Regions from separate parts of the Mus musculus genome. Here region 2 is linked to region 1. Evidence: chromatin loops called from intact Hi-C (ENCODE). Cell type or tissue: left cerebral cortex. All regions are shown on one strand. Links, peaks and the distances in the headings refer to the core of each region. The heading gives the core; the rest is flanking DNA.

Region 1 (12,969 bases), core at 3,011-11,010:
TGGTAGGTATAGACAGGTGTTATACACTGTAGAGACTGAGGTTGGAGGGGCTCTGGAGGACTGACTTTATATAGGCTGTCCTCTGCTCAGGGCTGTACCATGGTCTTGTGTGAGGCATCAGCTGGCAGACCTGCTTGTCAAAGCCACTGCAGCCAGACTGGATCTTCTTCCTGCAGTAGATGAAACTTCTGTCTACTGTGGTCAGGCACCCTGCTTCCTGCAGCAGCCCTGGGTCCCCAATACCCCTCTCTGGTTTGGTTTGGTAGTAGGTTAGTCTGAAATGTTAACATATTTGCTTTATAATGACACTGGCTGATGCTTTCCACTACAAGAACCTTGGAGATGAAACTTGCCCAGGACCTGAAGTCTTTGTGCAGTGCCACCATGGAACACCAGGAAGTAGGTACCAAGGTTGACATTGCTGGCACCTTTGAAGCTGAGGGCCTTTAGGGACACCCAGGGAGTTGCCTTGGTGGTTCCCACCAGTGCATATCTGCTCTTCCCAGGGAACAGCAACTAAAGCTATGAGGAAAGCCAGCAGCCAGGAGGCGATTTACCAGTATGATTTATATGAGAGGAGAATCAGAGAGGTTAAGATTCTTGCTCCAAGCCACACAGCAAGGAAGCAACAGAGGTAGACTTTTGTCTTATATATTGAAGAATTATGTCTGCAAATGGTACCCAAAGGGCTAGGAGTTTGCCATTCATTTTTCTAGCCAGCCAAACATATTTGCTGGACATAGTGCAGTCTAGAGGCTGGGGAGGGCACTCAAGGGGATGCCCAGGCTATGTGACAAATCCACACAGCTTCAGGTAACCCCACCTCTCAGGAAGTCTATAGCTAGTAGACCATGAATACGGTGACCTTATCAGCTGCTTGTCCTGGGAAGCAGGAAGCACTGTTCCTTGCTTCTGAGACAGTCTTGGAGAGAGTGGGAATGTTTCAGTCTGGAGTCTTCCTGGGCTGAGACTTTTTACTTCTTCCCTTAAAAAAAAAAAAAAAAAAAAAGATCCTGTTCATCATGGGAAGCTCCAAACAGGTATCAGAGTGGTAAGAGCAGTATCTTGTTGCCAGGTTCCTCAGTCCAGTCATGGGCGCCAACTATTGGCAAACCGAGCTCAGTTTCCTCCCAGCTATACCCTGCCTCTCTCCCACCTCTGGACGGTCTCCAAGATAATCTCCCATATCCTATCATTTCACCCATAAATATTTCAAGCTGTGGAGGATGATGGGACTTTTAAAGAAAGAACCAAGTCCCATGATCACTTCTAAAACATGTGCATTAATTCCAGCCAATGTTCAATGTTCAGTTACCTTCTCCCCTTTTAAAGAGTCCGTCCAAGTTAGGATACAGACAAAGATGTGGTTAGTCTTTGACTTTCTCCCGAGCTGTCAGTGCACCCTGTATTTTTGGTAACCTGGTGAGTGTGATCCTTGAGGCTTGAACACATTCTGGTTGGAGGTTTTGGAGTGTGGTATCTGGAAGCACAAATCAAAGGGCAGCCTGCTGAGTAGCATGTGTGTGTGGGTGTGTATGTGTGTGTGTGTGTGTTTGTGTGTGTGTGTGTGTGTTTGCATATATTTGTGTCTGAGAGTGATTCTCCACACCTTTGGTCACTTCCAAAAGCCTTTGCTCTGTGCTCTCTGGCTTCTCTTCTAGGCTTCTTGTCCAAGACAGGCAATCAATAACTCAAAAGTGTCTCCTGAGGTTCCTGGAAAACCTTAGGGCAACAGAAGCTGGTCTCACTCAGGAGGTAGAATTCTACTGTTCTCCCCCAACCCCATAGACAAAACAGCATTCCAACCTTGAATTGTGTATGTGACAGGCAGAGCAAAGGAGGTTAGGCTTAAAAAGAGTCACAAAGACTATGAAGTTTTGAACCAATGAGAAAGTTTGGAATGGAATGCAGAGGTAGGGAAGGACCCAGGGGTATGCACTGGTTAATGCCGATACCAATGTCACTAGATTGAGAGTTACCTGGGGGTTGGGGGGAGGTGCCCTGCTAGGATGTTTCCACAGAGATCTAACTGAGAAAGACGTACACTGAATTTAGATGCCACCATCCTGTGAACTGGGGACCTAAGACTAATAAAAAGAGACAGAAAGAAAGCAAACACACAGGACTAGCATTCATCTCTCTCTTCTTCTTGACTAAAGACAGGATGTGGCTAGCTACCTCACACTCCAGCCTTTCTCCAGTGATGGACCATAGACTGAGCCAGAGCAAATCCTTCCTTCATTAAGGTTTGGTCAAGACACAGACTGAAGAGAGAGAGCGAGAGAGAGAGAGAGAGAGAGAGAGAGAGAGAGAGAGAGAGAGAGATCAGTTACTAACTACTACACAACTACTACATACTACAGCCCAGCTGGTGGGTACCAGAGGGGAAAAATGGTGATCTATATATCATGTCCTATTGACAAGACAGATGGCAACCAGGAGAAGCCACCTGCAGCTGGTTTTGGGGAAAATCTGGCACTAGAGTGCAGATAATTCATCTAGAGAATCACTGAGCTGTGAACTCGCTAAACTGTGTCTGCTGGAGGCCCTGTGCTTGGCTGACGTGGCAGTGTAACAGGCAACTGAGCCAGATGGTTCAAAAGTAGCTATGGACCTGGGGTCTCCTTGTAGTGGGCCACAACACCGCAGAGGCCTGGGTCTGCAGCATCTGGGATGGCTGCGCTCACTCTCTGAGCACATTCCTAGCCGCAGAGAGGGCCATGCATTTAGTAAGGCACAGCCCGCATTCCATTGCTCACTCTGCTCTGTCCAGCATCTGTTCTAATGGACCCTGGTGCTCCTGTGCATTCTCACCTGTCAGGATGAGGCTGATCTTCTTTAAGAGCCAAGGTTGCTGATGTGGAAAGGGGTAGATGGTGTGGTATAGGAGATGCTAGAACTCTGGTTCCAGATGGGTGTGGCTTTTAGTCTTGGCCTTACTCCTGCCGGTGGGATTTGGGTGCAGACAGGTGACAACTCAGCCATTCTAAACCTCAGTTACTTCTTTTGCCAAATGGGGGTACGCACTACCTCCATAGAGTGGCTTCAAGGATTATAAAGGATAATGTAAAGACAAGGCACTTGGTATCTACTCAGGGAAGCAAGCAAGCGTGCACAGTGAGTTTTGCACAGCCCTTGTCATTCCCAGGTTGGATGACGTCTGGCTCCGAGCTGGCATTCACTATCCAGAATGGGCTGTAACACTGAGACCTGGGGGGAATCTGTCTTTAAACTGCTTTTCCTACGCGTGGAATGCGCTTCCTTCTGCTTCCCTCAGGCCAGACCGTGAGTCCCAGCTGCTTGCCATGGTGGATGCTGACCCCTCCACACAGAATTGTATTAGAGGTTTTCATTTCCTGGGTCCTTGCCTGCTTCTAATTACTGTACCTACCCTTAATCAGATGAACGTGAACTGAAGGAATGGAAGCCACCTGGCCTTGCTGGGTTGGCGTGGAAACTTTCAATCTCCTGAACAACAAACATTTTGGTGATGAACTTTTGACCACAGGTGCATCTCCATCCCCCCACCCCCCGCCCCCAAACATCCTTTGCTCAAAGGCAGCAGAGAGAGGACACTCAGGCTCTCCGTCAGGACTGAAGATGCTGTTCTGTGCCTCAGATTTCTCATCTGTAAAATGAGAGGTTCAGACCCCACCACCTCTGGAGTTTGTTCATTACTTTGGTGAATTTCATACTTGTAGAGAACATTTAAATCGCCCAGGTTTAGGGTGAGCTGCCAGGCAAGGTGGCAGGGTTTTATGCCTGAGCTTTTGAAGTTTGCTTCTCTAAGGTTGACTGTGGGCGAGTGGTTAGGTTTGGTGATCCTTCAGGAAGTGCAGCGTTGAGCAGTGACGAGCTGGATTGGTAGTTGGCATGAAAACGTATTTCCATCTTAAAGATGTTCTGACTGGGTTTCACTGCATCCTTTTTAAGTTGTCCTGAGCCTGGTTTATCTGGAGAGGTTTTCAACATTTGACGTTCAGGCTGTAGCTTGAAACTGATGCAAAGGGATTCTGGGTGGCAGCGGCAAGGCATCGATGTTCTGTAAAGATTGCCCATGTGATCCAGTGTGAGTACAACATCAACAATGGAACACTGTGCCCCAAATGTGACAAGGGAGGGCAAGGGTTCCTGGGAACGTGCATGCTGACTCAGCATAAATTGGCAATCCGTTCAATGACAAGTCTCATCTTAAACAGTGACTTTTAACTTTTTTAAAACTTGGGCTTAATGATAAAGGCCACATATAAATAAATCGCAGAGTTGAGCATTAGGCCTTTAAACTGTGTGTTTCGGAGCCTCCTCTAAGTTCTCCGCCATCTAGCTGGTGGCTTCTGTAATTTCTTATGATGCATGATGAGTCACACTAACCTCATGGGCAGGAAGGCTATCTGAAAGTTGGGAGAAGATGGCACATAGCGTTGTGCCCTGGAACAGAGGTCATGGTCATGCCTGTGGTGACACCTGATTTGCAGCTTCCCCGGCTGCAGGTTGAACATGCTCTGTATCCTTATTTGCTTTTGGGTTTACAGCCTCAGAGACTTCCCTGTGATCTGATCTCTAGTCTAGCATGCAGGACCCTTTGAAACTCCAGTCTAGATCTACCCTAGGTCTATTCACAATATTATATTTTGCTCCTCTCAATTTCCATTTTTCTTGTTGTTTAGAAAAATGAGTTCCTGCTTAAATGGGGTCTTGGCCTGACCCTCTCTAAAGGACAGAACGTTAAGGGTACTTGTGGTTTCTTTCTTTCTGGAATCCTAAGAACATGAGCATATTCCATACACAACTTATATCGACTACATCATTAATGATCCCCTCCCCTCCCTGATATCAAAGGGGCCCGATAGATCTAATAGATCAGTTTTATATTGGTAAGTTCTAAGAAGACAGTTTTTTATTTTAATGTAGGGAACAAATAAGATATGAAACACACCTCAGAACTTTTAGCATCACAATGCCACGGGGTCATTAGCCAGCAGGGAAATTTACATCGACAGCACAGTGAGGTTCCACTTCATTCCTCCTGGGAGAGTTACAACAAAAAGATGGACCAGTGCTGAAGGGTAAGGAGAAAACACAAACCCCACACATTTCTTGGAGGAATTACAAAGAGTCCTGTGTCTTTGAAAACAGTCTTGTTGTTCCCCAAAAGGTTAAATAATAATAGCCTGATGCTGGCAGAAGAACAGACAAGTAGACAGATGGGACGGAAGAGTCGAGCAATACATTCATGATATGGTCAGTTGATCTTTATGGATATCAAGGACAGTCATGGAGAAGGAACTGGTGCACCAAAAATTACTGTTGGAAAACTGGGTCAAAGGTGACCTATGGGGTGTGATAAAATATCCACAACCCATGTATTAGATATAGGGTTAATATTCAAACAAACAGAAGATAAATTAAAAGAGTGGGCACATTTGGGTTATCACCCAGCAATTTAGACCTAGGTATATAGACAACATATAGATGGCTGTTCATGGCAGCATTATTCATCATAGCCAAAGAGGAAACAAGCCCACACAAAGTCATTGTCCATGAATAAATCAACAAAATGTGCTCTAGCCCAGCAATAGAATAGTAGCTAGCCTTTACAAGAAATTATTGATAGATTCTATAACATGAGTAAACTTTAAATATATTATTCTCTGTAATTGCAAATCTTGGTTAAAAAAAAAAGACAAATGAAATGTAGGATTCTATCTTATAAAATATCCACTGTGGGAAAAAAAAATCTATGTAGACAGACAGACATATGTAGATCAGCTATATTCAATGTGTGGAAAGAAGGAAGAAAGGACTACATCTGCTTTGTATATGGGGTCTTTCTTGACAATATCAAAACAGTTCTGAAATTAGAGTGATTATGATTGTATAATTCAGATAAATATGAAAAATCATTATGCAGTATCTTTTAAAATAGGTGAATTGAACTCCAGCCCAACCAGAGCTACACAGTAAGAACCTATTAAAAAAAAACGTGTGGTGTATGTGTGTGTGGTGTGTGTGTGTATGGTGTGTGTGGTGTGTGTGTGTGGTGTGTGTGTGTATGGTGTGTGGTGTGTGTGTGTGTGTGTGTGGTGTGTGTCAGGGTTGGGGAAATAGAGAAATATATACATGTATCTGCCTACCTACTATATATACACACATATATAAACACACACATATACATATATATGTATATACATATACCTATACATATACATATACATATACACACATATAATATGTGTGTTTGGTAAGTAGGTAGGCAGATACATGTATGGATAGATACAGGTGAAACATCACAAAGCCCAAAGGAAAACAGTAGCAAAGGAGACTTGTAAAGGAATAAGGACACCCTCTTGCTTAAGAATTGAAATGGATACCACCCATAATCACCTGTAAGATCAATTTAAAGTGCATTAAACATTTTGACTTCTACCTTGTGTGAAGCTCTTGCTAATCCCTCACTCCCCTGGGGGAATGCGAACATCTATCTGTTCCTCTGAGGTCATGCTGACAAGCCAAAATTCAGTTCCACTGATCCATTTATTGGGAACACTCACAAGGAGCACGGGGAAGAGGTTAAGTACAGGTGTATTTGTGAGCCCAAAGTAGCCGTGGTGGAAAGGTCACACCGTGTGGGCTTTGGTTTCCCTATAGCCACAGAGATGGAGTGGGTCTCCTCTCCATTAGCCTTCCCAGCACGTGCTGTGACACCTTCTGGAGACCCTGAGAGCACATGTAATTAGGGTGGAATCTCTTCAAAATGATGGGGAAGACTGTCTGGAAGCTGAAGTGAGGATCCAATGACTCTGCCCACGTACTTCTTCTGTGAGGAATGTCAACACTCCACATCATGCCAACACGCCAGCAGTCATGACAAACTCTAAAATAGACACAGCAGATCTCATCAAGATGGTGGCAGGGTGGCTCAGTCTACAGCAGGTGTCTTGTGGGAGCTTCCTCTTCCTGGGGTGTCTGGCTTTAGAGCGAGACTCTTCAGGGCTTGGTGCAGAGAGACCAGGGAAGTTTCTCTGAAACAGAATCAGAATCAGAAATGTCCTTAGTTTACCAAGAAGATAATAACTGAGCTGTCACTGGCTATAAACAACCTGACAAGTCCTAGTTAACCAAGAAGATAATAACTGAGCCGTCACTGGCTGTAAACAACCTGACAGTAGGAACCAAGTCCTAGTTAACCAAGAAGACAATAACGGAACCGTCACCGGCTGTAAACAACCAACGGTAAGAATCAGGTCCCAGCAGCTCACATCCCTAGGATTGAGCCTGGTGCCTGACACACAGTGGGTGTTGAAAAATCTTTTACTAAATTTTAAATGTCAGCTAGTATGCTGTAGTTACACAAAGAGGCTTGAGCAGAACAGGAAGTCAAATGTCACGTAAACAATCACATGTGTGATTGTAAACAACAGAATATCTGGACAAAAAATCTGTAGGGAGGCGTGGAGTTATCAATGACTAAATGGCCACAGGAACACCCTGTGACCTTTTCCTAGGTTCACATTTAGATTCCCATTTGCGGGGACACACACACACACACACATGCACACACGCACACACGCGCACACACACCCCTCTATCTCTGTCTCTGTCTAAGAATTAGGTTACCCTGTCACCGCTTGCTTCAGATGGTCAGGACCAATGAAATAAAATTACTTATCCTACTGCCCTTTTTGTTGAAGGAGCAAAGACCAAATGGACAGGGCATCCTCGGCGACAATCTTGAAGGTCGAATACCATCCACTGGGAGAGCAAAGTGTGGCTGGGAGAAGGGACTCTTTGCTGCTCCCGAGGGGGTGATACTGAGAACGTTCACTTCCCTTTGCTCCCACATCTTCAAGGTTTCTCAGCCAGGGACACAGCACAGGTTCCCCACCATCGCACACCAGGAAGCTAGGGCACTTCTGTCCTTGGTTTTCCCCATCACTGTGTTTGGTGTGTGCTGCCTCTTCATCCATCAGCCTATTAGATATGCCTCCACTTAGATGCTCCACAGAGCCTGACAGTCCACTAACTCAAAGATGATCTTGTGGCCTTCCCCTCCCCTCCTCCTCTTGTTCCCTTCTGTATGTCCTTTCTAGAGTCTGACATCACACAGGCTCCTGCATCAAAAGACCCTGGTCCCTCCCTCAGCACTGAATGCCACAACCTAGTCTGTTTGGCTTCCTTTATCACCCAGTCCTCTGGTCCATCTTCTATCCTGTGACCAGACTATTACTGTTTTCTTTTTGTGCATATGTGTGCATGTGTGTGTGTGTGCATTCAGGTGTGTGTGTGTTTGTGTGTGAGTGAGTGTGTGCATTCAGGTGTGTGTGTGTTTGTGTGTGAGTGAGTGTGTGCATTCAGGTGTGTGTGTGTTTGTGTGTGAGTGAGTGTGTGTAGAGACCAGAGGATAACCTTGGGGGTCCTTTTTCAGGAGCTGTTCACCATTTTAGTGGGAAATGCTGCTCACCAAGTAGGCTAGGCTGGCTGCCCATCAGCCTCAGAATCACCCGTGTCCGCTCTCCAGTGCAGGGATCACACGCATTTGACACCACAGCCAGCATTTTCACTGGACACTGAACATGTTATAAAACCAAGTGTCTTACTGCCTGAGCTGTTTTCCTCTGCACATCAGATAATCCCAGAGTGTTAAGTTGGTTCTCTGTTTCCTAGCTCAGTGGACAGGTGCAGCTCACGGCTCCAGCCCTCATCCAGAAGTCTCATGGGAGGGCATGGTCTTACTGCTCATCCTGTGCACACCTCTCCATTGGACTTGGCTCTAGGCTCAGCTCCTGTCTGAAATACTGTAGTGGGAGTTTTGATTTCTTCAAAAAAAATCAGTTATGTTACGTTTTAATCCCAGGGGTGGGGTATGGGGCTGCTTCAGTTTGTCCACAGCTGTTAGCTATGGTTGTCTCATGCTCTAGGAGGGCTGTCATTTTTGTCAACTGCAGATAGTTTAATCCTCGGAACTTTGGAGAGGAAATAAATGCCAGAACCCGGAGAAGGGTGGGAGGCATTCCAAAGAAGAAAGAGGCTGTTGCTGGCCCTTGCTGGCCCTTGCTGGTCCTGGCTGGTCCTTGCTGATCCTTGTTGGTCCTGGTTGCAGTTACGGCTTGCTGAGAAGTTGGAGTGATCCTGATGATGAAGATTGGACTTGCTCCAAGAAATACGATGCCCCCTTCCCCTTTAACCTTCTTTCTTTCCTATCTTAGTGACGGGGGCGGGGTTTGAAAGGGATTAGCGTGGAATAAGGGTTGGAAGAGAAGAAAAAGGTATAAAAACCCAATAAAATATTTAAAAAAACTATGCCAACTAAACACTTGCTGCTTTCTTTCTCCAGTCTTTATCCTCCCCCTTGTAAGACTCTACTGCATCAAGGCCAAAGTAGAGAGTTCCTGCAGATAACCCCTCTACACTTCCCACCCCCATGTATTCTCTGTATGATCGATGGTGTCTGGAGACGTCACCAAGCCCCCATTTCTGTCTTGAAAGTGTGGAAGTTACAATGCCTGCTTCCCAGGCTACTCTCAGAGTTGGACAGAGTGGTCTGTATAAGTCTCCTGGCACATGGAGACCATCAGTGCACTCTCAGTGTACTTTGAACCCACAGGCTACTCTGACTCATGTCTTCATCCCGGGCCGGTGATGCTAAGTGTGTCCTTGCTTGTGTTTATGAAACAGAATGAAGCCTGGTGAGGATATGTTGAAACTCTTCAGTTTCTAGAATAGCAGAACAGGGGAGAGATAGCAGACTTCTAATGGGTCCACCGTTCACCACTGTGTCTCAGTGAATGTTTGTAGACTAATGGAGCTGTTGCCTATGGATGGTGTGACTGGGAATAAGTGGAGAGTGCTCTGAACCTCAGTGCAGAGGAGCATGGAGTCCTGGGCACACTTACAAAGGATGCTGGAAACAAGGAGTCCTGGGCACACTAAGTTCTCAGTTCCTTAGCATCGCATTCTGGAATTGTGATTTTGCTTATTTATGGGAAAACATCCTGAATAGTTGTATGATAATGTTTTATTTTATTTTATTTTTTTAAAATTCATTTGCCCTCCTGATCAGAGCCTCCCTCCCTCCCTCCTTCCCTCCTCTCCTCCCAGTCCTCCACTTACAAATCTTAAGTAAAAACTTATGGATTCTTTGGAAAGTCAGTTGTATTAGATGGTGTTTTGATGGGGCAAACACATGAAGGAGTTTTCCTGAAGCAGACACAGGTGAAAGGATGTTTTGCTAAAGCAAGAACGTGAAAAAAAAAAAAACATGTGATGAAGGATTGTTTTTCTAATGACATGCATTTATTGATTCGCCTTACACTGCATAGTTGAGCTGCATTTGTCAGGACTCCATAGAGAGAAACACATCAAAAACTGCGGCTTTTTGCAGCTTCCTCAGACTCCGGCCAATTGGTGGAGTGATGTCAGCTGAAACAGACTCAAGTGGAGTTTTGCCAAGACGGACTCATGTGCTGAGGCAAGACACGTGGTGAGGCAAGATCGGTGGAGGACAGGTGATGTTTGGAAGGAGTATAAGTAGAACTCAAGGGGTTGTGACAGGCGCTGGCTTATATAGCTAGCTTTGCAATGTTTTGTTGGTCTTGAGTCTTCTCTGAGAGAGGCACTACAGAGAACCTTTCACGGCTTTCCTGTTGGTCCTGGTCCCTCCTGCTGACTCATGCCATTTTGGCTGAAGCCTAGCTGTTCCTGCTAGATTCTGCTACCACCGCTGCTCTCCCGACACCACTGAACTAAACTGTGGCATATTCGTGAAGGGTTTGAGTGGATCCAGCTGCTGACTTGTGAACCGAGGTTCACTTACCCCATATCATAATATCCTTTCTTTTACACTACCTCTGGTGGGTGGTGGGCTAGAAGGGAGGTTAAAGTGTTTAAGAACCATCATTAAAAGTAGGCTTTGAAAAAATTAAAGTTATACAAATCCTTCCACCCATGTGGTTCCCTCCCCTCTCCTCAGAGAAGGGGGAGCCCCCTTTGGGTACCACCCCACCCTGGAATGTCTACTCCAGCAGGACTAGGCATATCCTCTTCCACAGAGGCCCAAGCAAGCAGTCCAGGCAGGGGGAAGGGGGACCTAATGGCAGGGAACAGAGACCGAGACAGCTCTGGTTCCCCTTGTTAGGGATCCCACGTGAAGACCAACCTGCAAATGTGTAGGGGGCTTAAGTCCAGCTCCTGAATGCCCCCTGGTTGGTCACCCAAATCTTTCAAAAATTGAAACAAGTACTCAAGAAATGTGTGTGCTACAAAGTGCATAGCCTCTTGTCTTATTGAAAGTTCTTGGGTTAAGTCTCTGAGTGTAGTGGTGTACACCTGTAACTTCAGCTCGTGGATGACCGAGGCAGGATGATTGTAAGATTTAGGCAACCCTGGGCTGCATAGCAAGATTTTGTTTCAAATAAAAGAGGAAGTGTCACCATCTAATTTGCTGTTAGTTACAGCAAACATTGGTGGTCGCAGCAGTGACTTTTCTAAAAGTAATGGTGATTGGCCTGTTGGCAATGAGCTTGTTTTAAAAGGAATGGTGATTGGCCTGTTGGCAATGAGCTTGTTCTCAGCAACATTATCCTTACTGCACAGCCTAGCTGTAAGTGAAATACAAGCACTGTGGCCCAGCTATGGCTTTATTTCAATGCAGTGACTAAGTTTAATTAGAGAAAGACAAATACTTCCCTGTCTGGAAATTGCAACATCTTTCTTCTTTAAATGTCACCTGTGTCTGACTTTGAGTTTGGAGAATTATGTGTTCAAAGCAGATGCGGGCCATGTAGAAAGCCGTCCTTCAATGGATTCTTCCTGATTTTGGTTTTTAAGCCACAGTTTATCATGGAGATCCACAGGGCTTTGTCTAGCACTTGACATCGATTGATCGACTGATTAACGCAATATGTGGTATTTATGTAGTATTTACTGTGCTTTCTGTTTCATCGGTAGAAGACTTTCTGCATTTAGCTCTTGGCATCATAATCTATCACCCCAATGGTGTCACGATCTCGGGAGTAACTTCTTGAATGACATTTATATCTCTGGAGTGGCTTAGCTTGCAAATGACTGGAGAACACAGGATTAAGAAAAGGGCTCCCACTGTTTGGATTTCATGCAGAATTACAATAATGGCATCCTTAAAAGTAAATTTTTGTCTCTTCATTAAAACACTCCCAATTTCCCAATACCTCCATTATCTGACTACCCCATCCTTTTTTGTCTTAGGTGTTCTTTCCACTGTTGCAGAAGCAGGGGTGCTCTGTGTAGAATTTTACTATCCCTAAGTAGACACTTTGAGAAAGATTCTATGTGCAATGTTGAAGTCTTCCTAAGAGACTCCCCTTGCCCTAATAAACCCACTGAATTCTTACTGTTTTCTTTGTCTCTTTCCTACTTTCTCTGTACAAGCAAGACTGTAGAGATTATTGCCCATTGCTCATTCAGTTTTGCTAGTGAGCCTTGACCAGGAGCTTTGGTCACGAATCCTACTGAGGCACATGATTTCCCAGGTGTCTGTAATAAGCTCTGCTCTGTTATAGGTGACAGACTGAAGCAAATGGATTCTCCGAGGAGGTCTACAGCAAGGAGCTGGAGCTGCTGTTGTTTTATTGAGTTATCCATGCTGTTTGGCACAAGAAGTTACTGCTTCTCTGCCTGTCCTTATTATTTTGAAGTTTAGACCTTTTATTATTATTATTATTATTGGTGATGGTGATTGGAACAGGTTTTAAATAAGATATGCAATTATCTTTATGTCATGTTCATTTTGGTTTAATGGCCTATTCTGTATCATAATGGGCTAAGTCAGCAGAAGATGATGTCCCTTTGCTTGAGAGAGCTAAGGTCTCCTCCATACACAAAGTATTTGAGGTAATTCCAGGCAACGTTGAAACCACCACTTTGGAAACACATCCATCCCTCTTCCCCTTAAAACTGCTTAACCACATGGCACTTTTCTGCATGCCCAGATAG
Region 2 (12,969 bases), core at 1,792-9,791, 520 kb after region 1:
AATAGTTAAAACATTCCTGGGAACAGCTTGACCATAAGATAAAGAGGAATGTGAGGACATAATAGAGCTATCTGAACTGAGTCAACAACTCACAGAACTCTGACACCCTGCACGTACATGTAATTTTTCTGCTGATGTTTGAATAAGCCAATAGTGTGTCGCTATGCTGAATTCCACACCCCTAAGCCCCTTACCCCATAAAAACCCCTAGCTTTCGAGCCTCGTGGCCGACATCTGTTATCTCCTGTATGGGATGCATGTTGGTCCAGAGCTCCGTCATTAAACTACCTCATGTAATTACATCAGGGTGGTCTATTCATGATTCTTTGGGTGCACACCAGATTGGGAATTGAGTGGGGGTTTCCTCACTAGGTTCTATCAAAGCCAGAATCAGCTTTGTTGTATTTATAATGAAAAGTGCCATTAATTTGAAAAGGAGTTAGGGGGGACAGGGAAGGGGTTGGAAGAAAGGGACATGAGAGACATTGAAAGAAGGGGGACTTGGGAGGGGCTAGAGGGAGGAACAGGAAGTCAGAAGTGATGTAGTTAAATTCTAAAATTAAAAAAAAAAGTATAACAATCCACAAAGCTGCTTTTCTGTTATAATAATACTGTATAATAAAAAGAAAATACATTCCAGAGAGTTTTGCTCTGTGCACTGGCTAGTTTTATGTCAACTTGACACAGGCAAGACTTACCTACACAAAACAAACAAAAAAAACAAACAAACCAAAAAGGGAACTTGAGTTGAGAAAATGCCTCCATTAGATCCTGTTGTAGGGCATTTTCTTAATTACTAATTGATGGAGGAGGGCCCAGCCCATTGTGTGTAGGGCAATCCCTGGGTTGGTGGTCCTAAGTTATATTAGAAACCAGGCTGAGGAAGGCAAGGTATGCAAGCCTATAAGCAGCACTCCTCCATGGATTCTGCATCTACTCCTGCCTCCAGGACCTGCCCTGTTTGAGGACTGGTCCTGACTTCTTTCATTGATGAGCAGTGCTGAGGAAGTATGAATCAAACTAACCCTTTCCTCCCCCATAGCAATAGAAGCCTTAACTAAGCCACTCTATAATAGGCAATGTAGGTGGTGTCTTTCAGCTACCTTTGAATCCACCTCTCCCATTGCAGATACAGAAGGCAGACAGAGAACATGTGTTCCTGTATGTCCTGGTCAACTGTGAACGGGCATTTTCCTTTTAATCAGAGCCTTCAGGCTTCATAATTTATGATGAAGTCTCCTGGAGTTGACTTCTTTTCCTTGACTCTGTCCTCACAAAAAAGAAAGGAAAACAAAACAAAAGAAACAACAAAGGCTGTGCTGTGCCTTTCATGAACATTTGTTTACGTTGCCTGTGATTCTGTGCGTCCCATACACGTGTGTCAACTGAGAAGCAGTGTGGTCCTAGCAGGAGCTTCTGAGAACAGACATGCCAGCACTTGTCCCTCCTCCAGCTTCGTCCTTCAGAGCAACAGGTCTCCCTCTCTGCAGCTGCCTAGCTGTGGGCTTGATGCAAGGGCATGCTGATTTCTATATAGGGTGCTATATGGGGCCTGGAATTAAACCTGTCGGGTAGAAAGGGCCGTTTCTTCTTTCTTTCCCTCTTCTTAGGTATTCAGTGTGGAGTCGGAAACATAGGCCAAGGCTGTGGAACAGATTTAAAGTCGATACAGATGCTTTTTAGATCTTATTGTCTAAAAAATTATATGCTCTATTGATTTAAATTCAATTTGCTACAGGTTAACTGCAAATTAGTTACAGTAGCTTTCTCCCTACCTGTGGAGTCTATTGCTTTCTTCCTCTGCAGGATTACCACATTCATTTCTGAAGGCTTAATTTATGGAAGAGAAATCCTTCATTTTTTTTTCTGAGAAAAGCTTAATAACTTCAAATAATTCAAGTGTAGCAGTGAAGCAGCCCCATGGGTTAGAAAAGGCAAATGCTCTGTGTGTGTGTGAGAGAGAGAGAGAGAGAGAGAGAGAGAGAGAGAGAGAGAGAGAGAGGGAGAGGGGGAGGGAGAGGGAGAGAGACAGAGAGAGAGAGAGAGAGAGAGAGAGAGAGAGAGAGCAGTACTGTATGAATTTGCATGGATGGATGTACCTGTATCTTGTACATATAGACGCCAAAGGTCAACTTTGGGTGTTATTTCTCAGGAGCCATCTACCTCACTTTTTGACAAAGGGTCTCTCACTGGTCCCAGAGACATACCAATTGGACTAGACACTCTGGCCCCTGAACCTCAACTATTCTTCTGCCTCACTTCCTAGGTGCTAGAATTACAACTGCGTGTCACCATGTTCTTTATCAACTTCAATCATCCATGTTTCATTGGTCAGTTGGTCAATAGCAAGTCAACCACCATAGTGGAAAGCAGAAGATATAGTAAAGGAGAAGTTTAGGAATTGAAACATTCATCAGGCATGGCTGAATCCAAAATTACATATTGAGTATTTAATTTTTCCCTTCCCATGTATGTCTTCCTTTTCTTTTTTTCTATCACCTTACTGGATGTGTGGTAACCTCTGGCTCCTCCTAATTGTGTGCCTTTGTCACTAACACATGCAGCTTTTTGAGTAGTCCTAGGGTTTGACTCTTTGGTTGTACTAACTTACATAGTTGTATTCCAAACATTAAACCAATTAGTGTGGATCGAATGACTACCTTTGCAAAAGAAATAGCATGGGGTTATGTGATCAGGGCCATCAAAATCACATGGAGATAAACTTCAGGTTGAAGTCATGTCCTAAGGTGAACTAGGTTTTGGTTTTCAGAATTTAGAAAAATAATGACTCACTTTCCTCTTTATTGCATGGTGAGCAAAAGTAACTTGGGGAAGAAAGCGTTTACATCACTTAAAATTTTCTATCACTGTTCATCCCTGAGATGTTTTCAGGGCAGGAACTCAAGGCAAGAGTCTGGAGGAAGGAGCTGAAGCGGAGGCTGTGGGGGAGTGCTGATTACTGGCTTGCTCTCCATGGTGTGCTCAGTCTTATTTCTTATACAATCTAGGACTACCTGGCCAGGAGCAGCAACACCTACAGTGGACCCTCCCACATCAATTATCAATAAAAAAAATGCCCCACAGGTTTCCATACAGGTCCATGTGATGAGGGAATTTTCTCAGTTAAGATTTCCTCTTTCTTGACTCAAGCTTGTGTCAAACTGACAGAAATGTAATCTATAGACAGTAGAAAGACAAAAACACCCAATACCTGCTTAAAGACCCTTACTGAAGATTATCTGTCCCTAATCTTGTCTTTGCCAGCTAGACTTGAGTCACTGTGTCTTCTTTCAGGACCTTGTATGCACTGAACCTCATCCCATCTAACATTCCATAACTTGCCCTGCGTCAGGCAATTCTATATCCCTTGCAAACATCTTTTACTTAGAGGCCTCTGAGGTCTCTCTCTTGCTCTGATTCCTCCTTGTTCATCTTGGTTGTACTTCTCTTCATTCTTCAAGTCCCAGAGCAAACGTCACTTCCCCTGTCCTTCCTGACATTTCTATCTTCCCTTTCATTTCCTACAGCTCTATTAGAGACTAGATAAGTCATTCTATACATAGATGTGTAGATACTGGTTGTCCTGAGCTGTGCCTTTGCATCTTTATGGAGAAAATCCTATCAAAGTGGCACTTTGATAGCTGTTTCATATGGAAGTGGGCACTCCAAAGCACCTCAATTATGAGTTACTTCCATTTATCCAGCAATGCTTCTCAGTTGATTCCCATGCTCCCCAGGAAAATTCCTGACAAAACCAACTCAATAAAGGAGGCATTTATTCTGCTGTATAGCTTAGGGCACAGTCCATCATAGCTGGGAAGGTAGGAGGTGAAGCAGCTGGTCACACTGCATCCACAGGCAAGGAGCAGAGTAATGAATGCTTGTGCCTAGCTCATTGTCTCCTTTATATTCAGTCTGGGACTCCAGCCCATGGAATGGAACCACCCACACTAAGGGTAGAGGTCTTCCTACCTCAATTAACTTCATCTAAATAATCCCTCACAGATATGGCCAGAGATTTGTTGTCATGGTGCTTGTAACTCACATCAACTTGAACACCAAGGTCAACCACCACATGAACTAAACAATCTATTTGCATCAACCTTATAAACCTGGTATTTTAGTATTTATAATTTTTCTACTTTACAAATAAAGGATATAAGACTCAGGGAATTGTGCAATTTATCCAGAATTACGCAGATTCTAAGTGCCAAGGCTTGAATTTGAATGTGGGTTGTCTTGATTCCAACGTCGAGTAAAATAACGCTGGCCTAAAACCACATCCCTAGATGGGTGGCTGTTGAGACACCAAGCACTTCCCCAGTCTGACCTGCCCCATCCTACTCCACAAGCAGTCAGTCCTTTTTTCTGGACATGGAATTTTCCAAAGCAATATATTAAATATGGAAGAAGCTATGGCCCTAGTTTTTAAGCACTTTTATCACTGATGTTGTAATTGATTGATTCAACATCTGCTGATTCACTCATGCTTGTGAGAGCTCTGTCCTAAATTAAAATAAATGAAGTGAATAGTTCTCTATGCACCAAAAGTTCATAATAAAGTTGATTAGAGTTTCAACTGTATCTGTCAGAGATGGTGAGATGGCTCAGTTAGTAAGAACGGTTGCTACTCAAGCACAAACAGCTGACATTAACCCCAGCACCCTTCTGTAAAGGTGGGTATGTCTGTGTATCATGTGTAACTCCAGTGATGGTGGGGGAAGAGACAAGAAGACTTCTAGGGCTTGCTGGCCAGATAGTCATGCTAAAACAGTAAGCCTCGAATTGAGTGAGGGACCTTTTCTCAAAGGAATACAGTGACATATAGGTGTAAACAGTATACATATGCTACACACACACACACACACACACACACACACACACACACACACACATGCACACCTTATTACTGCCATCATAGACTATGTTTATTTTCTTATATAAAGAAGACAGTTTGTCTTGCTTGCAGTAGGTGGCACTAGACTTCCCCTCCTGGCTATGGATGGAATGGATATGAGTTCTTCTGTCACTAAGTGGCTGATGCAAAGGACTCATAGCAGTACTTACACAGCTTCCTAAGAGCCATGCCACTCAGGATGAGGTAGAGGTTTTGTGAAAATTGGATCCAACATTTCCAAAGTCCTAGAACAAAGTCAAGGAGATCAAATACTGGACTTAGCTGCACAGCAAGAAATGCAATCAGATCCAAGTTCGGCAGGCTTCAAAGCCCACCTTCACAGTCACCAATCTTTTGGCAATGAATTACATAGAGCTGAGGGTTGCTGGGGTAGAGGTGAGCATGGACATTCAGATGTACCAGGAGGTAGCAGGAAGAAGACTTCCTCATGCTCAGAATCCAGGGCACAGAGGTAGGGTATGCTGGGAAATGCTTTACTCTTATAGTGAGTGCAACTAAATGCCTTGATTAGGAACAATAACTACTCATTCAACCAACATTTTATAAATCCTTTACAATGACTCAAATAATCTACAAGCTGAGAAGGACACACAAAGGCATGCATAGTATGGTGCCTCTCTCCCAGAATTTCAACAGCTACTAATAAAGAATCTAATACTGTTGAATAAGCCCCTACTGACTGAATACCTACTGCAAGATGGAGACCACTGGGCTTCATGGGAAGCTTTTCTTCTCCAGTAGAACTCGCGGCCTCATGCAGAATACTAACACAAATACATACTGACACAGCACCAGTGTGAGAAATGCTGGGGCAGCTAAATAACAAGTTTCATGGAAAACTGTAACAAGAAGGTCCAGGGGAACTCTGCTACTTATCTGGATGCTCACAACATAAAAGCTGGTATTCCATCTACAAGCATATATTTATTAATAATGCATAATCATTCTTAATAGAATTAATAATTGATAAATATTAATTAACAAGGGTATCTGTAATGTTTGGGTGGTATCAGAATTTGTAAAATTCCTATATATTCCCTACACTTGTGATTCAAATAATCCAAAAATGTATAACTTGCTTAGTCAAGTTCAACGTGAAGAAAATATATGCTTATAGATTAAAAAACACAGAAAATAGTTCCAAGAGATCATACATATATACATGACATAGATACACACACACACACACATCCACACACAGAGAGAGAGAGAGAGAGAGAGAGAGAGAGAGAGAGAGAGAGAGATGGTCCATCCTTTCATCACAGCTCCAAATTTTGTCTCTGTAACTCCTTCTATGGGTGTTTTGTTCCCATTTCTAAGAAAGGATGGACCATCTAGTGATTGCCATATGCAGGGATCCATCCCATAATCAGCTTCCAAATGCTGACACCATTGCATACACTAGCAAGATTTCGCTGAAAGGACCCAGATATAGCTCTCTCTTGTGAGACTATGCCGGGGCCTAGCAAACACAGAAATGGATGATCACAGTCAGCTATTGGATGGGTCACACGGCCCCCAATGGAGGAGCTAGAGAAATTACCCAAGGAGCTAAAGGGAACTGCAACCCTATAGGTGGAACAACAATATGAACTAACCAGTACCCGGGAGCTCTTGTCTTTAGCTGCATATGTATCAAAAGATGGCCTAGTCGGCCATCACTGGAAAGAGAGGCCCATTGGACTTGCAAACTTTATATGCCCCAGTACAGGGGAACGCCAGGGCCAAAAAGGGGGAGTGGGTGGGTAGGGGAGTGGGGGTGGGTGGGTATGGGGGACCTTTGGGATAGCATTGAAAATGTAAACGAGGAAAATACCTAATTAAAAAAGAGAGAGAGAGAGAGAGGATCCCTTGGAACTGGAGTCACAGATGGTTATAAGCCACCATGTGAGTACTGGGAACTGAACCTGGGTCCTCTGGAAGAATACCCAATGCTTTCAACCATTTCATAGTTTCTCAAGCCCCAGCAGTTAATATGTTAATCAGTTACATAGAGTTTTCTTTGGAACTTGAAAGCCAGGTAAAAGAAGAAACAAGAGCCTCTCTGCTAACACAACTCCCCAGGAGACACTACTCACAGGATGACTTATGCAAGGCCTTCTAGAAGAGAGCCTTTTAAATGAAGAGCCAAATCTGAAATGGAATTTAGTGAGCAGAGTGGAGAGGGAAGAAGGGAATAGGTGGCAGCATGATGATGTCTGAGTGGCAGGGAGGCATTAGGTATCAGAAGAACGTTAAAAGCCTATGAAGCAGGATAGGCAGGAGAAAAGAGACTGAAGATAGGAAGACCAGTGATGCCATTGATGTGGGGCCTTGTGTGCCACCTTAAGGAAGCTAAAAGTATTCAAGTGCAAAGCAGATATAGTTGAAAATTACATGTTTACATATTTATTTTGTAATATGTGTTTTGATCAAATTTACCTCTTTCCCTCCCGACTCCTCTTAGATCCACACCTAGTTTCCTACTAACCCGTGTTTGTCATCATTTAAAAATCTCAGTCCAATTTGTGCATCCCATATGATCTTGGGTGAGTAGCCTTCCATGGGAGCATGGTCAGTCTATGAAGGGATATACTTAAGGAAAACAGAGTCTCTCTTTCCTACTAGCTATCAATTCCCAATAGATTCTTAGTTAGGGATGGGACTTTGTGTCATCTTCCCTTTTTATCCTAGAATTTTGTCTGGCTTAAGTTTGTGCAGGTTCAGTGCATGCTGGTATAACTGCTGTAAGTTCATGTGTGCAATTTCCATGCTTGGTGTAGAAAACCATTTTCTTGTGGTCTTCCAGTGTTTCTGGCTCTTACCTCTCTGCTCCCTCCTACACAATGATCCTTGATCCTTGAGAAGTGAGGGTATGATGTAGCTATCCCATTTAAGGCTGACTATTTCCTCAGGCTCTTCATCTTGGTACTATGAGCCATTCTGGGTCTTGATGATTGATAATCACCAATTACTGCAAACAGAAGCTTCTTAGTGTATAAATAAAGATGTGTCATTCTGACATTCTCATATGCATACCTCATCCCACCTTGTTTATATTATATTTTCACTCAGTTGTCCCCACCCACTCTTGCTGTCCCTTACTTCTCTAAAAATAGCTCCCTTTTCATGACATATTCAGTCTACTATCCAACTTGATTTCCACTAGCCTTCCCTGTATACTTCGTTTTTCTTCTCATAGTCTCCTTTATACTTTCTTATCCTGCTGTGTTTGTATTTGTGTGTGTGTGCATGTTTGTGTGTGTGTGTGTGTGTGTGTGTGTGTGTGTGTGAGAGAGAGAGAGAGAGAGAGAGAGAGAGGGAGAGAGAGAGAGAGAGAGAGAGAGAGAGAGAGAGAGAGAGAGAGAGAGAGAATGTGTTTAAATTCTATATGTGAGAAGAAAAAGCATGTAATATTTGTCTTTCTCAGTCTGGCTTGGCTCATCTTAACATACGAATCTCTAGAGTTCTGTTAATTTTCCTATGACTGTCATCACTTCCTTATCTTTATAATTGACTACAACTCCATTATGGATCTGTTGTCACATTTCCTTATCCACCCTTCTGTCAGTGGGCATCTAGACTGGCACATATCTTGGCTTCTGTGAGTGGTGTAGCAATAACCATAGACATACAAGTATCTCTGTAGTGTACTACCTTAGAATCCTTTCAGTATATACAGCAAGAGGTGGTATAGCTGGATCAGATGGTTTCTGTATCAGCAAGGTGTACTGCATGTCTATGTGCCATCATGTCAGCGTTAGAACCTCTAGAAATATAACCCACAATGAAAATATTCAGAAAGCAATCCTGATGCAGCATAGAGAGAGGCAGGAGAGTCACTATGACAGTGAACTACAACTGTCAACTTGACACAACCTAGAATCACCTGGGAAGACAGTCTTATGAGGATTGTTTGCATTATGTCAAAATATTGATGATGAGGATTCTAAATTAATTAATGTAGGAAGACCCAACCCAATGTAGGTAGCATACTCCCTAGGTATGGAGTCCTGACCAGTGTAATAATGAAGATGGCATGCTGAGCAGTAGGAAGAAACTCATGATCACGTGTGCACACATTCCTTTCTTCTCTTGACTGTGGATGTGACTAATTGTTTGATGTTCCTGCCTTGACTTCTCCACAATGATGGACTATAGTCTAAATCTGTAAGCTAAAATATTCTCTTGCTTTCTGCCAGGTCTTATCCCAGCAACATAACTGAAATGGAAACAGAACTGAACTAAAACAGGAGAGTTGACGTATAATAAACAAATCCAGAGAAATAATAGAGCGTTATAACTCTAGATCAGGTCAGGAAAGGTGTGAGATGTGCCTGGGAACCTTTTGCTTTTAAAACCATATCACAAAAATGCAGTGTCACAGTAAGGAGTCACATCAAAAGAACACATGAGCCAGCTCACAAAGGCTCTCAGTGCTCAAAGATAAGATCATCTGAACATCAAAACAAGTAACTGTTAATTGACAAAGATTTCAGATAATAAATAAAAGCATGCAGGTTTGTTATGTGGTAGGAAAAAAAAATACCATACTCACACAAAAGCCTAGAGTTAGCTCATTATCAGTCTCGGAATTAACTTGTCGCTCTGAAAATTGACAGTTGTGAAAAATGATTAAATATTTCATCCCCCTTTCTCAGGCAAGCATTATGTAATATGACAAAGTAGTCCTCATTAAGGAAGAAAACTCTTTATTGAAAATTTTCAGTTAATAAAGGTAGGAGGATTGAAGAAATGTCAGAATTAGAAAAATCACCATTTTGTAAGTGCTAATGAAATAATTAAAGATTATCAATGACATTTTAAATGAACATTCTAAAATATGTGGAAAATATTCACTTCTGGAAGGGAAGGATATTATATTCAGTATACATGGTGCTGGGTTTCATGGTGACAGTTTCTTTTAAGTATATTAAGTATAGATGTCAGTCTAGATGCACACTGACAAAAGGGTAGATGAGGAAATGTGACTGTATTCACCTGTGTGCCCTCCTGTTTCTCCCTTGGCTTTTCCCATCCCACTGTCCTTCTGGGTGGTAAGATCCCTCCCATCTAAACCCACTGCTAGATTTAAGTGTGAGTACTACACAAGTATCCAGAAATTTTTATTGATCAAAGCCCGATGAAATCTGTGGTGCTGGGCTGGGGATCTCTAGCTCAGTTGTTGAGAACTTGTGTACCACTTGGAGGGCCCTTAATTGGATTCCCAACATTGTAGTTATGCGAATGAAGACACAGCATTATGTGTGAAGTGTCCTTCGTATGAAAAGCTAAGCATGCAGGTAATTGAGTCCTTAAAGCTAAAGTTTAACATCTGAGGAGCATACAGGGTAGAGAAACAAGCAAAGTTCCATCACAGATAAATAAGCAGGAAAAATCAAGAATGTGAATTTTCTAAAACATTATCTTCAGCTAGACAACAGAACAAAGGAGGATAGGATCATCGTTGTGCTATATTAAAGGACCCAAAGAGAGTTAGCCAGTGCGCAGATTATATGTAGGGACCATTTGGATCCAGTCAGTTGTAAACTTGTATTTTCTTATACAGTCTGAAAATATGGGAATAATGGATAAAGAAATCATGAATTGTTGTTAATTTTGTAAGAGTTTGCAATGACATTTTTGTCACTAGAGAGAATATCTGTATTTTATAAAAATGCACGCTGAAGCATAAGACATGAGGTCTGAGATTTGCTTGGAAATAATTAGTTGAAAGGGGAGCCTCATATATAAAAAACAGTGGGCTAAGTCAAGACAACGATTGAAGCTGGATGAAGAATGTGGGCATTTACTATTCTGTCTCTCTTATATGGTTAAAATGCATGATGAAAATACAGGGCTATAGCCCCCAGGCATCTAAGACAGGCATTCTCAACAAATGAGTGATGGGATTATTTTATTAGAAGACAAAGCATCACCGCAAGGGTCCACAGATGCTGAGGATCCAAGTCTTGTGCTCTTTCCAAAGCATTTCCTCTTTGCTCCTCTGGGATGCATGGAAAGGCTTGGGAAGTGGCTCCAGCTCTAGGAAGAAGCAGCCATGCTTTCTTACTTAGAATATATACCATAACCCTAGAACAGGAAGAGTGCTGTAGTTTAACAGTTCCTAGAGGGAGGTGGCTCCCGACCACTGAATTGAGCATTAGTAAGGGATTTATTCACTGGCTAAACGTCAGACTAGGTCCTGATTTCTGGTTTTTGCTGAGCCACAGCAATCCCTGGATGCCAAGAATCCACATGTTCTACCTGTTCTCAGTTCTGCATAACACTGAGTACAAGAGTATGAATTGTTTTATGAGATATTTCCTTAAAGATCATTTCTGTTATTTTTGAGGTCATACAATAATTAAATTATTCCCCACATCCTTTTCCCCCTTCCAAGCCTTCCCAAATAACCCTCCTTCGTCTGATCCATAATCATGGCCTCCTTTAAAAATTAATTATTACATGCATATATGTATGTGTATATACTATATATTCCTAAATACATAAATACACTGGCCAGTCTGCAGGTTACTTATGTATATGTTTTCAGGTCTAATCATTTGCTATTGGGTAACCTATTGGTGTGCTCTTCTGTGGGAAAGGCCATTTCTCTCACTCTTAGTATTTCATAGTTCCTTGCAGTTCTTTGTGTAGTATGGATCTGGACACCTTATAGCCCAATGGGCAAATCTGTACAATGGTACTTTCTTTTAGACCTTCTTTTCCTGTGTAATTTTCATAAGCTTCCTCTGGTTCAGAGGAAGTGGGCATTGTAACACAACTGGAACCTAACTCCTTCTCTATACAGTGAAGAGCAGCAGGCATCACTGCATGGAAGGCTCCTGTTAATGCCTTACAAAAGTTACATTATTTGATGTGATGCAAATCTTAATAGAATCAAATGATCTGGAGCACTGATTGTAGAAAAGGACTGGCCCAAGGCAGCATGGAACTCAATTAGCTCCTTCTACTTCTCCAGAAACCCAAAGAAAAATGGGAGATGCTTGACCTCCTAGACTCCGGGCCTACTCAAGGCTGAATTTCCCTGGGCCTCTTACTATCCAGATCACTGAGAACCATGAAGTCTGGTGACTTCTGTCCTGGGCTCCCTGTCACAATGGTCAGTCTTCCCTGCCTGTAGCAAGTAGAATTTCTGCTCCCACAAGAGGCTACTTAGTCTTGAACCCAAGTCCATGAGCATTCATCAAATCACACCGGAGTTCCTTCACTGTCCCAAGTGCTTGGGAATTCGGGGTATCCAGAGACCTTACTTGTGATAAGTCTAACCACGCTTTCTTTCCCTACTTTGCCCAGGAACATTAGAGACAAAAGTCTGTTACATTATACTCATCAATTTGATTAGCATATAACATATCCTCTATATTGTCCCTCTGCTTGTCTCTTGTTAACCACTGACGTAGAAGTATTCTATGCACTTGTGTTGGTGTGCTATAGGTTGTCTAGACAACTGGACTGACCCGGTATAGCTAGCTCTTCATGGTTTCCAAAAACTTCTTAGTTTTCTTAATCAGAAAAGCCATTTTTAAATTTTTGTTAGTTTTCTTAATCATAAGAACTAAGGCTTTCCATGACTTCTCTCCACATACAGTCTACATACATAGATTCTATTATTTCTGCTTCTCTTCCACACTACTACTAATTTGGGCACTAAGGGTGATTATTGGGGGAATGGGCTCTTAGACCCAGTTCATCCTGAGGAACGACTGTTAAAGTTACCTTTTCCTCAGGACCTATATTTTTACCTGTTTGTTTGTTTGTTTGTTTGTTTTACTGGAGTAGCTATGCTTTGAAAACAATACATAATTAGACCCCTAAGGAACTAATTAGAAAGGCCATTCATTCTAAGAGGCCACCTATCATACTTCAGTCTATCAATCAGATTGTGGGCAAAGAGGTCAGGTGATCAATGTAGCTTCAACCCACATCTATTTTGCATCCTACTGAGCCTACAGGTACATCCCAGGGATCTTCTAAGTACATCCTTGCACTATTTCCCCAGATCATTTATTAAGGACTTGACCATGCTACATTAGTCCATTCAATCC

The links. Peaks named below come from ENCODE experiments on the same cell type or tissue, not always from the same donor. Only the 100,000 strongest peaks of a DNase experiment are listed, where the experiment ranks them.
Region 2: it touches region 1 in a loop (2.6-fold over the local background); 3 of 42 quality-filtered maps call a loop at or near these places.

What each region holds. Positions count from the first base shown.
Region 1 is chr19:55,047,256-55,060,224 of GRCm38, reverse strand. No RefSeq gene overlaps it. Among named protein-coding and RNA genes, the nearest start is that of Gpam, 46 kb to the left of the region's middle. In left cerebral cortex, for the core only: no CTCF peak of the experiment used is centred there; a DNase peak (open chromatin) is centred at 6,877.
Region 2 is chr19:54,526,086-54,539,054 of GRCm38, reverse strand. All of the region lies in intron 1 of Gm31301 (a long non-coding RNA gene), which reads right to left. Among named protein-coding and RNA genes, the nearest start is that of Gm31301, 67 kb to the right of the region's middle. In left cerebral cortex, for the core only: a CTCF peak has its summit at 4,998 (motif pointing right); a DNase peak (open chromatin) is centred at 4,993.